Linked DNA regions of Homo sapiens: region 2 is linked to region 1. Evidence: read pairs that join two places in POLR2A ChIA-PET (ENCODE). Cell type or tissue: HepG2. All regions are shown on one strand. Links, peaks and the distances in the headings refer to the core of each region. The heading gives the core; the rest is flanking DNA. Region 1 holds the start of MAD2L1BP (MAD2L1 binding protein). Region 2 overlaps LINC01512 (long intergenic non-protein coding RNA 1512).

Region 1 (5,372 bases), core at 299-5,298:
CAGCTCACCACAACTTCCGCCTCCCAGGTTCAAGGGATTCTCCTGCCTCAGCCTCCCAAGTAGCTGAGATTATAGGTATGCACCAGCACGCCTGGCTAATTTTGTATTTTTAGTAGAGACGGGGTTTCTCCATGTTGGTCAGGCTGGTCTCAAACTCCCGACCTCAGGTGATCTGCACACCTCGACCTCCCAAAGTGCTGGGATTACAGGCGTGAGCCACTGTGCCTGGCCTCTAATTGCTGTACTTTTATAGTGTGTTTTGACCTCTGGTCCCTACTTCCTGAAACACGCCCTTTTCTTGGCCTCCATGACCTGACACTTATTTAATTTATTTATTTATTTATTGGTAGGGACAAGGTCTCATTATGTTGCCCAGACTGGTCTCAAACTTCTGGATTGATGCACTCCCCTTGCCTTGAATTCCCAAAGTGCTGGGATTACAGGCATGAGCCACCATGCCTGGCCCCACTTGTCTATTTTGGTTTTGGAGGCAGGGTCTCCCTCTGTCACCCAGGCTGGAGGGCAGTGGTGCGATCACAGCTCACTGTAGCCTCAACCTCCCAGGCTCAAGCAATCCTCCCACCTAAGCCTCCCAAAGTGCTGGGAGTACAGGCATGAGCCACCTTGCCCGGCCATTTGTCTATTTTTCTTTATCCTCCTGTGGGTACTCTTTAGTCTTCTCCATAGCTTCTGTCTCTCTGGTCATCCCCTAAACATTAGTGTCTTCAATATCCTAGCCCATTCTCATTCTACACCCTCCCTGGGTGATCTTATTCACTAACATGCTGATGGCTCTTAAATACATACCTTTATTGCAAATGGCATTCCTAAATATCTCTATTCATTATCCTATGGAGATGTCAAATTCAATCTGTGAAAAGCTGAACTCATCTTTTCTCCTACTCACCTCCCACCCCAACAAACCTGGTCTTATTTCCTATTTTAGTGTTTCCTCCATCCTTTTTTTTTTTCTTTTTTTCTTTTTTTTTTTTTTTTTGAGTCATGGTCTTGCTCTGCTGCCCAGGCTGAAGTGCAGTGGCATGATCATAGCTCACTGTAAGTGTCGAACTCCTGGACTCAAGCAATCCTCTGCTTCAGCCTCCAGAATAGCCAGGACGACAGTTGTGCACCACCACACCTGGCTAACTTTAAAAAAAAATTTTTAATTTTGCAGAAACAGGGTCCCCAATCTTGTCCTGGCTGGTATTGAACTCCTGGCCTCGGCACCCTGCTTCCCTCTGTCATTGAATGGTACAATTTCCCATACAATTGCTGAAGTCAGAAACCTGCTTGTTTTCTTGTCAGTCTCTTTCTTTTTTTTCTTTTTTTCTTTTTTTTGAGATGGAGTCTCACTCTGTCACCTAGGCTGGAGTATAGTGGTGCGATCTCAGCTCACTGCAACCTCCGCCTCCCGGCTTCAAGCGATTCTCCTGCCTCAGCCTCCTGAGTAGCTGGGATTACAGGTGCATGCCACCATGTCTGGCTAAATTTTGTATTTTTAGTAGAGACAGCGTTTCACCATGTTGGCCAGGCTGGTCTCAAACTCCTGACCTCGTGATCCACCTGCCTTGGACTCCCAAAGTGCTAGGATTACAGGCGTGAGCCACCGTGCCTGGCCTCTTCTCAGTCTATTTCTATTCCTCCTCCTCCTTGTAAATCAATCCCCAAGTTATGTTCACTGGACCTCCTAAATATCTCGAGTTTACCCAATTATCTCCACCCCACTGTGACTACGCTAGGTTAGGCTGCTTTCATCAAGTACTCGGGTAATTGCACTACCTCTAACTGGTATCCCTGCCTCCTCTCTTATCCTCTCTGTAATCCAATCTCTATCCTGCAGCCAGGGTAGAGATTAAATTTATAAGATGTAAATTTAATCATGCCACTCTCCTACTTAAACCTTTCAAGGCTTCCCCATCTGCCTACAGGATCAAGTCCAAACTCTCACGTGGCTTATACGGTCCTGCCATGATCTGGCTCCTGTTATTCACTACAGCCTTAACTCTTTATAATATGAACTCTTTTCATTCCTTGTACAGAGTATGCTCTTGTCTCAAGGTCTCCAGGAGCACTAGGCCCTCCTCTTTACCTTGTTGACTTATCCTACAGGTCACAGCTTCACACATTTCTTCTGGGACCACTCCTTCCCAGCCCCTACCCTCTGTGGGTCAGCCACCCTTGTTTTTCACTTCCACACCCCGTGTACACTTTTCTGTATAATTCATCACATTGTATTGTATCTACAGGCAGTGAACCCCTTGAGCACGGGGCCCGCGCCTGGCTTGTTCTCCGCTGTCTCCAGCACCTAGGACAGGGCCTGGCACGAAGTAGGTGCACAGTGAGTAGTGAATGCTGGAGTGAATAGATGCAAGAGGGCTGGTGTCTTTTAGAAAGCAGCGCTCAGTGGCTGAGAACTCCTGGGTTCCCTGCTGGGCAAGGGTTAGGCGTACATTTGCCAGGGTGTTAAAGGAGGAACGCAGGGTTCAAATCCCAGCTCCACTTAACCTCCCCCACACTGCGGCGACGCCGCGCCTTTTTTCCGACCCAACTGAGCCGGAAGTGGAGGCGCGGGCTTCCCATGATGCCCCGCGAGACCTTTATTCTAACCGCAAGGAGTAGCGGAGGGGAGGTCGTGATGGCGGCGCCGGAGGCGGAGGTTCTGTCCTCAGCCGCAGTCCCTGGTAAGGCGTGGGGCCAAGAGTTTGGGGAGCCTTGGGGACTTGTTTCTTCCCTACCGCCGCGCCATCCATTCGTTTATCCGCTGGTCCTCTCCCTAGCCCGTCTTCCCTGTCTTCCGGGTGTCCTACACGGCTCTGGCTGTGACTCCATCGCCCTGGGTCGCACTGGACCCTGCTTGACTACACTTTTGACTCATTTCCCCAGATCAAGTCCCGCAGCTTTCTGAGCGGGGAGCCCTCCGAAATCCCCCCACTATCTTGCAGTCGATTAAATCTCCTCAGGCAACAGGGATCAGGAATCTCTCCCTGCCACGGCCCATACTGTAGGCTGCGGAGGATATGGGCGTATGTCGGAGTGCCTGCTTTTTCAGGGTGGCTGGTTTGTCGGCCACAGGGAATGAGAAGACTGACTGGCTTTTAGGTTTTTAATTTTTCTCTCTTGTCCCTCTTTTCATCTACCAGATTTGGAGTGGTATGAGAAGTCCGAAGAAACTCACGCCTCCCAGATAGAACTACTTGAGACAAGCTCTACGCAGGAACCTCTCAACGCTTCGGAGGCCTTTTGCCCAAGAGACTGCATGGTACCAGTGGTGTTTCCTGGGCCTGTGAGCCAGGAAGGCTGCTGTCAGTTTACTTGTGAACTTCTAAAGCATATCATGTATCAACGCCAGCAGCTCCCTCTGCCCTATGAACAGCTTAAGCACTTTTACCGAAAACCTTCTCCCCAGGTAGGCACAGGCTTTGGGAGCAAGTTGGTGGGAAGACTTTGTGGCTCTTAGATGGGAGGCAGGTAGAAAGGGGGTCTAAGAAATCTTCAAAGCCTGAGAGAATAAGCAGCTTCCAGGGCTTCGGTCACTTTCTCCCCACTCTAGTCTTTGGTAGCCTAACCCTTCTGGCTTTTTCAACTGTTCTTTCTTTCTGAAACTCACGTGTTGCATTTGGACTTAATGAACTGGCTCTTTGCATTTTTTTCTTTTGAGACAGAGTCTTGCTCTGTTGCCCAGGCTAGAGTGCAGTGGCGAGATCTCAGCTCACTGCAACCTCCGCCTCCCAGGTTCAAGCGATTCTGCTGCCTCAGCCTCCCGAGTAGCTAGGATTACAGGCTCCTGCCACCACACCCAGCTAATTTTTGTATTTTAATTAATTTATTTATTTTATGTTTTGAGACAGAGTCTCTCTCTTGTTGCCCAGGCTGGAATGCAATGGCGTGATCTCGGCTCACTGCAGCCTCCATGTCCCAGGTTCAAGCGATTCTCATGCCTCAGCCTCCCCAGTAGCTAGGATTACAGGCACGTGCCACCATGCCCAGCTTATTTTTGTATTTTTGGTAGAGACGGGGTTTCACCATGTTGACCAGGCTGGTCTCGAACTCCTGACCTCAAGTGATCTGCCCGCCTTGGCCTCTCCCAAAGTGCTGGGATTACAGGCGTGAACTACCGCGCCTGGCCTGCATGTTTCTTTAATAGCATCCTGTTGTTTAATTTCTGTATGGACTTCTTTTTTCTTCTTTTTTTTTTTTTTTTTTGAGACAGAGTCTCGCCTTGTCACCCAGGCTGGAGGACAGTGGCATGATCGCAGCTCACTGCAACCCCAATCTCCCAGGTTCAAGTGATTCTCCTGCCTCAGCCTCCCCAGTAGCTGGGATTACAGGCATGCACCACCACACCCAGCTAATTTTTTGTTTGTTTGTTTGTTTTTGATAGGGAGTTTCACTCTGTCACCCAGGCTGGAGTGCAGTCGTGCCATGTTGGCTCACTGCAACCTCCGCCTCCCAGGTTCAAGTGCTTCTCCTGTCTCAGCCTCCTGAGTACCTGGGATTATAGGCATGCGCCACCATGTCCAGCTAATTTTTGTATTTTTAGTATAGACGGGGTTTCACCATGTTGGCCAGGCTGGTCTTGAACTCCTGACCTCAGGTGATCCGCCTGCCTCAGCCTCCCAAAGTGCTGGGATTACAGGCATGAGCCACCGTGCTCCGCCTGTTTGTTTCTTTTTTTGAGAAGGAGTCTCGCTCTTGTGTGGCCCAGGCTGGAGTGCAGTGGAGCGATCTCGGCTCACTGCAACCTCCACTTTGGGTTCAAGCGATTCTCCTGCCTCAGCCTCGAAGTAGCTGGGATTACAGGCATGTGCCACCACACCTGGTTAAATTTTGTATTTTTAGTAGAGACAGGGTATCGCAATGTTGGCTAGGCTGCTCTCAAACTCCTGACCTCAAGTGATCCGCCCGCCTTGGCCTCCCAAAGTGCTGGGATTACAGGCGTGAGCCACTGCTCCTGGCCCACCTGGCTAATTTTTGTATTTTTAGTAGAGATGGAGTTTCACCATGTTGGCCAGGCTGGTCTCGAAGTCCTGACCTCAGGTTATCCACCTGCCTCAGCCTCCCAAAGTGTTGTTGGGATTACAGGTGTGAGCCACTGCGCCAGGCCATGAACTTCTTTTGCCTGAGGATATTAATTATTGAATTTTTAAGTTTTTCTTTGTTCCTTGCGGCATCTCAGTTTCTTCTAGAATCCATTCCCCATTTGTTTTGTTCTGGACTTTGACTTTCATGTTGGAGAGTTTTATTCTGTGTCTGGTGAATATTTAAGAATAAATTGGCCGGGCGCGGTGGCTCACGCCTGTAATCCCAACACTTTGGGAGGCTGAGGCAGGCGAATCACGAGGTCAGGAGATTGAGACCATCCTGGCTAACAT
Region 2 (5,372 bases), core at 106-5,105, 280 kb after region 1:
TGCAGAGGCTCAGGAAAGCCAAATCAGTGCCGTAAGGCCTCATGACTGGGGAACTGGGGTTTGAACTCCCTCCTTCACCTGCAAGTCCAGGGATGTTCCTAATGCATTGAACTTCTTCCTACAGGCACAGGCATATACACACCATGCACATTACATACACAAATATACAAACATATATACACATTATTTACATATGCTAATTATGTGCATGCATTTTCACATGGACACATTATATACACATACATATAGACACAATTGCATTTCATATACACATAACGCAGGTACACATACATACTCACATAATATACACACATACCAGTTATACACAGATGTATTAAACCCACAAACATATATTAACACAGAAGCATATTATACAAACACCTTATTACAAACACAAACATGTGTATACTATATATTCACACAGAGACATACACATATTGTACAGATGAAAACACACACAAATATGTAAATATATACCTATATACACATAAATATACACATCCTATTTGCATAACATACACAAACACTGCTGCACAAAGCACATGCACATATTTTTCACATATGAAAGCATGCAAACACATTTGCACAAAACATACAAATGAATGCACAAATATACAAAAACCTACAGTGCAAACATATGCAAGCATATGTGCACATCCACAGATGCAAAAACTTGCACAAACACATCCACATTATGTGCACGAAGAAACATGCCCACATCTGCATGTGTGTGCACACAATCACGTATGCCTGCCTGGCCTGGTTTATATGGGGAGTGATGGAAGAAGGCCATTGGCCTCTCCAGGTTCTGTATGTGTCTGGTGACTTGGAGTGAGTGTGTTTCTTTACTGTTTCCTTGGAGTTGCATCATAAAGTGCCTTCCTTGAACAGGGCCGGTACAGGACCAGGTCAGCCTGTCCTCATTACATCAGCAGGGTGAGCCAAGGGAGGTTGCCTAAAAATTCAAGTAAGTAGTCCCCAGCCCATGGAGGCTTGAGAGACCCCCAAACCCCTCCCTTTCTCTGGAGTCCCACCTAGGGTTAACCACTGGCTACACTCCCAGGGAGGCCCCAAAAGCTGCCAGATTATGCCCTTTAAGAGATGAGAAAATGGCTTGACCAAAAAAGTTAATGTTTGTAAACACCAGTTTAAGGAGAGAAGGGATTTCAAAGCCTCCGCAGCCTGCTGCTCCACACCTCTGAGCATCTGGGAATCTCAGCCCGGGGCTGTGCACACAGTAGGAGCTACATCGGCAGCACTCTAGGGAATGGGGTCTGACAAGTGGTGGGGGGTACAGGGAGCCAGCCCCAGAATTCAGAGGTAATGCAGACCCTCTTCACGTTTGAGGACCCTGCCTGCATCACTTCCAGCCCAGAGGTTCTTAGCTTCGTCATCTGCTGGGGGTGAGGGACCACCAGTTTAGGGAGCCCCCTGCAGAGGCCCCCTGGATTGTCCCTTCTTTTCCCTCCTTGGCCTTCCTCCCAGCTTGGTCTCCCCACCACCCCCAACACTCCCCAGACACATTCCTCTCCTTCAGACTTTCGTTTCAAGGGCTTGGTGATTTCTTTGCAGGATTTGATTTGCCGCTCAGGCATTTCCTTGAGTGGCCCCTCGGTGTTTGCCCTCATCCAGATGGCATCCAGATGCAAACATCCCCCCTCCCCCAGCTCCGGCTCCTCAGCTAGGGGAATTGAATCTTGACCCCCACCTCACACCCACCTCCCTGCATCATCAGCTTTGTTTCTGGGATCTGAGGTCAGGGCATGGACTAACACCTCTGCCTGTGGCTCTCTCCAAAGCCCGACTTCTGGCCATCCTATGATCTGCCTCCCTCCTCCGCCTTTGTTCAATTCAGCAGGTAATTGCTTCACAGCCAAAGCAAATGTCAGGATGATAATGAGGGAGATATGATGCAGTTCTGGCCTAGGCAGGGAGGGGGAAGAGCAGGGTGTGTGCTTGTGTTGAGGGAGCAGGTGCTGAGGGCCCTGATCTCCAGCTGAGGTCCTAAGAGATGACCAAATCCAGGTGAGGGAACTGAGGAGAGCAGATGATAACCATGCTAATAGTTACAGAACAAGGTCCATGTGCAATAACAACGTAAAGACCAGTTCATTTAGTCCTGTGAGCTGGGCCTCCTTATTCCCATTTTACAGATGAGGAAACTGAGGCCCAGAATGGAGAGAAAAAAACGACCAGAGCAAGCACCTGTATAATAAATTCTCTGTTCCAGGCACGACATAAAGATCAGCTAACTTAACAAGGCGTTCTTTGGAACACCTTGAGAGCTGGACACTCTTGTCCCCATTTTATAGATAAGTTAACTGAGGTTCAGAGAGGCTTAGTAACTCATGCAAGACTCTGTGGCTTCTTAAATGGCAGAACTTGGCTCCAAACCAAAGGCTTCCAAGGCCCATGGCGCTTCTTGTGTGCCCCGATTTGCTCAGCATCAGGGCCAGACCTTCAGGAGCTGTCCCCAGAGCCCTATCCTGACATGGTGACCATCGCCCTGATGGGAAATGTCTCAAGGAACCTGGGGAACAGTCCTGGGTGAGAATCCCTGTGCCTGGGGGAACCTCACTGTTTCTCAGAGGTCAGGCTCCAGGCCTCTTAACTCTCTGTCCAGTGCTGGACTCTTGACCCAGGGCAGGACTCGCTCTTGCGAGGCCCTTGCTGACCTCTGCTCAAACCCTCTGCTTCCCCTTCAAAGTTAATATTTACATACTCTCTGCCATGCCTCTGTGATGCTGCCATAGATATCAAAGTGCTTCCTGACCCCAGAGACACCCCAGGGCCCCCAAAACCCCTCCTAGGCTCCATGCTCCATGCAGGGCCCATCGACCCTCAGGCGGCCAGAATGATGGGCAGCATGCTGTGGCCAGATGGACTGTACTCTCTTCACCGCGCACCGTCAAGCTTCCTTGACAGAAAATGGGGCATTTGGCCCAGGCTCAAAGCTGCAGTGTAGGCATTTCCTAGAACCACTGGGCATTGGACCCCAGAAGTGTGTGATGAGTCGGGGCCAAGGGTCAGGCTGTCCCAGCTCTGTGCCTCAGGCAGCTGTGGGGGTGGCCTCCAGCAGGCCCTGCCTGGTAGTACCTGGTGGGCCTGAGGTGTGTGCGTAGAGCCATCCAGGCCCACGGGAGGAACATCCACCTGTCTGGACTCACAGCCCAGAGAACAACAGAGCTGGGCATGTAGGGCAAGTTAGGGGCAGGGCTGGAACTTCTCACCAGCCCGCCTCTCCCCAGTACCTCCTCCAGGTGTCCTCCCAGCGTGCTAAGAGGTGGATGCCAGCATTGGCCAGACCCCCTCCTCTCCCCGCTCCCTTCCCTCTGTCTTCCGTCCTTCTGGCTCTAAGTGAGCTCAGCTTTGCAGTAGAAGGGAAACCTGAGGAACTAAGGATTTCTGAGCTGGGCTCCTCCCCCAGAGGGTCAGAGGGGCTGTTTTCAGCTGGGAGCTGGGGTGACTTGGAACCCCAGAGAGCTTCAGGGAAGACCCCAGGCTGAGCAGGAGAGAGGAGCATCCCTGCAGCTGGCAGTCTGGAAGGGCTGGCTGGCCTAGGTCCTTGGGGCTGGGGTCCTCAGGTGGGTGCCTGTTTGCTTTCTGAAGAATTCCTGCAGGAAGCATGTGGGTAAGTGTCTGAGAATTTCAGTGATGGTCAGAGGGAGAGGACACTGCTACCAGCCACATGTTGGTGGCCAGGTGGCCTGGGAAGGGACACCGTGGCTGGCACACCAGGCCCTGCAGGTTAATGTTTGACCTGGAGCCACGTGTTTTTCCACTGGGTATTTTTATCCTCTGTACCTGGCAGTGGGCAGCTGGAGGGAGGGAGGTACCCAGCTAGTGTCTCACTGGGCAAGACAAGGCTGCAGAGAGGCCAGAGGGGCCAGCTGAGGGATGCAGAACAGGGGATTGAAAGAACAGGAGGGAGTCCCTGGAGCAGGCCGACTCCCCACACCTCAGCTACACTCCCAGCCCTACTCTGATGCCACCCCATCCCTGGCTCTCCTCTCTCTGTTAGGACTAGCAGTGGTGAGGAGATGAAGAAGATAGGGAGGAAAACCAAGAGATCTTCTCAGGGGTCCACAGCTTCTCAGGAAAGTTAAAAATGTCCCCTCCTCTCCCCATATTATCTCATTGGTAATGAATCACTCTCAGATCCTGTGCATCACGAGTTAGAGATTTCCTCCTTCTGCAGACACTGCAGTCTTACTCTGATTGTGGGAGTAAGTCACAGCTAACTGAGGTACCCTCTACCCCTACCTGCACCCCCAGGGCCAATCTGATGAGGGAACACAGCCCTGCTCCCAGAAAATCCCCAGTCTAAGAGGGTAGGGGCTGTGTCTCAACTCACAACAAGAGCTTTGCCCCTTTGCATCCAAGAGGCCTGGAATTGAATTGAAACACCCACTGGGTCCATAAGCTCCGGAATCCCAAGCCCTCCCCATCTCTCTGTTTTCCTCCTCGGCAAGTAGGGAGTCTTGCCTGAGCTGACTTTGTGAGGCTCTTTACAGCCCAGTGGGCAGAGTCCTTCTCACTCATCATGGGGGGACAGGGGAGGGAGGTCCTCGAAGGCCACTTAACAGGGCCAGCTGATGCCATGGTGCCAGTCGAGCAAAGCCAGCTTCCTTCCTGCACCCCCACAAGGTCCAGATGGTCTTTGAAGTTACACTTGAGTCCAGTAGTAAGTGGGTCTCTGAGCAAACCTGCCTACGAGCTGACACCACCAGATCACCAGTGGCTTCCCAGCCCCAACACTCACCAGAGCTGGATCTGAAGCAGGCTCGGCGGCTGCCCACAGCCCATGGTATTTCTTAGGGCTCCCTGAGAGTCCTGCAGCGGGAGGAGCAAGGCTGTCTAGGGGAAATCAGTTCCCTCTGAGCAAGGGGCTTCCTGGGATTGGCAAACGAGAGGCCCCAGGACAAAGGGGGATGGGCATCTGCCAGAAGAGCCTAGATCTCCAGGGAGGCCTCCCAGTTCTCTGGCAGTGCCCCCAGGATTGCCCTAAAGTGGGGTGCAGGAGCAGGGCAGGCGAGCGGGAGACTGTCAGCCTGGGCACATGGAGGAGGGCCCACTTCTTGGTCTGGAGCAGGACCACAGATCATCTCCTGATGTGGAGATCAGTCTTTCCCACTAGGGGACTTAGCTCCCCACTCTCAGCCTGCCTTCCTGCGGGTCTTCCCTTTCCTGTGCACCCTAAACCCCCAGCCACCTCTCTATTCCCCAGTACATGCCAGGCACTGGGCTAGGGCCATTTGCCTCCCCCACTCCTCCAAACCTTGGTGGTGAATCTCTTCACCCTCATTTTACAGATGAGGAAGCTGAATAGAAGTATCATTAAATAATTAACCCAAGGTCACCCAGCCAGTCAG

The links. ChIA-PET counts read pairs that join two places held together with the same protein. Peaks named below come from ENCODE experiments on the same cell type or tissue, not always from the same donor. Only the 100,000 strongest peaks of a DNase experiment are listed, where the experiment ranks them.
Region 2: POLR2A ChIA-PET joins it to region 1 with 6 read pairs; 6 of 35 experiments call an interaction of 5 or more read pairs at or near these places.

What each region holds. Positions count from the first base shown.
Region 1 is chr6:43,633,241-43,638,612 of GRCh38, forward strand. MAD2L1BP (MAD2L1 binding protein) reads left to right here and starts at 2,600. Exons shown (of 3, transcript NM_014628.3): 1 at 2,600-2,681; 2 at 3,141-3,406. The coding sequence starts at 2,636. RefSeq lists enhancers at 3,578-4,365, 4,366-5,152. In HepG2, for the core only: no CTCF peak of the experiment used is centred there; a DNase peak (open chromatin) is centred at 2,571; H3K4me3 peaks cover 1,769 bases.
Region 2 is chr6:43,910,024-43,915,395 of GRCh38, forward strand. The region is part of intron 1 of LINC01512 (long intergenic non-protein coding RNA 1512); the gene reads left to right. Among named protein-coding and RNA genes, the nearest start is that of LINC01512, 22 kb to the left of the region's middle. RefSeq lists enhancers at 934-1,498, 1,499-2,061, 3,135-3,924. In HepG2, for the core only: no CTCF peak of the experiment used is centred there; DNase peaks (open chromatin) are centred at 1,908, 2,678 and 3,008; H3K4me3 peaks cover 560 bases.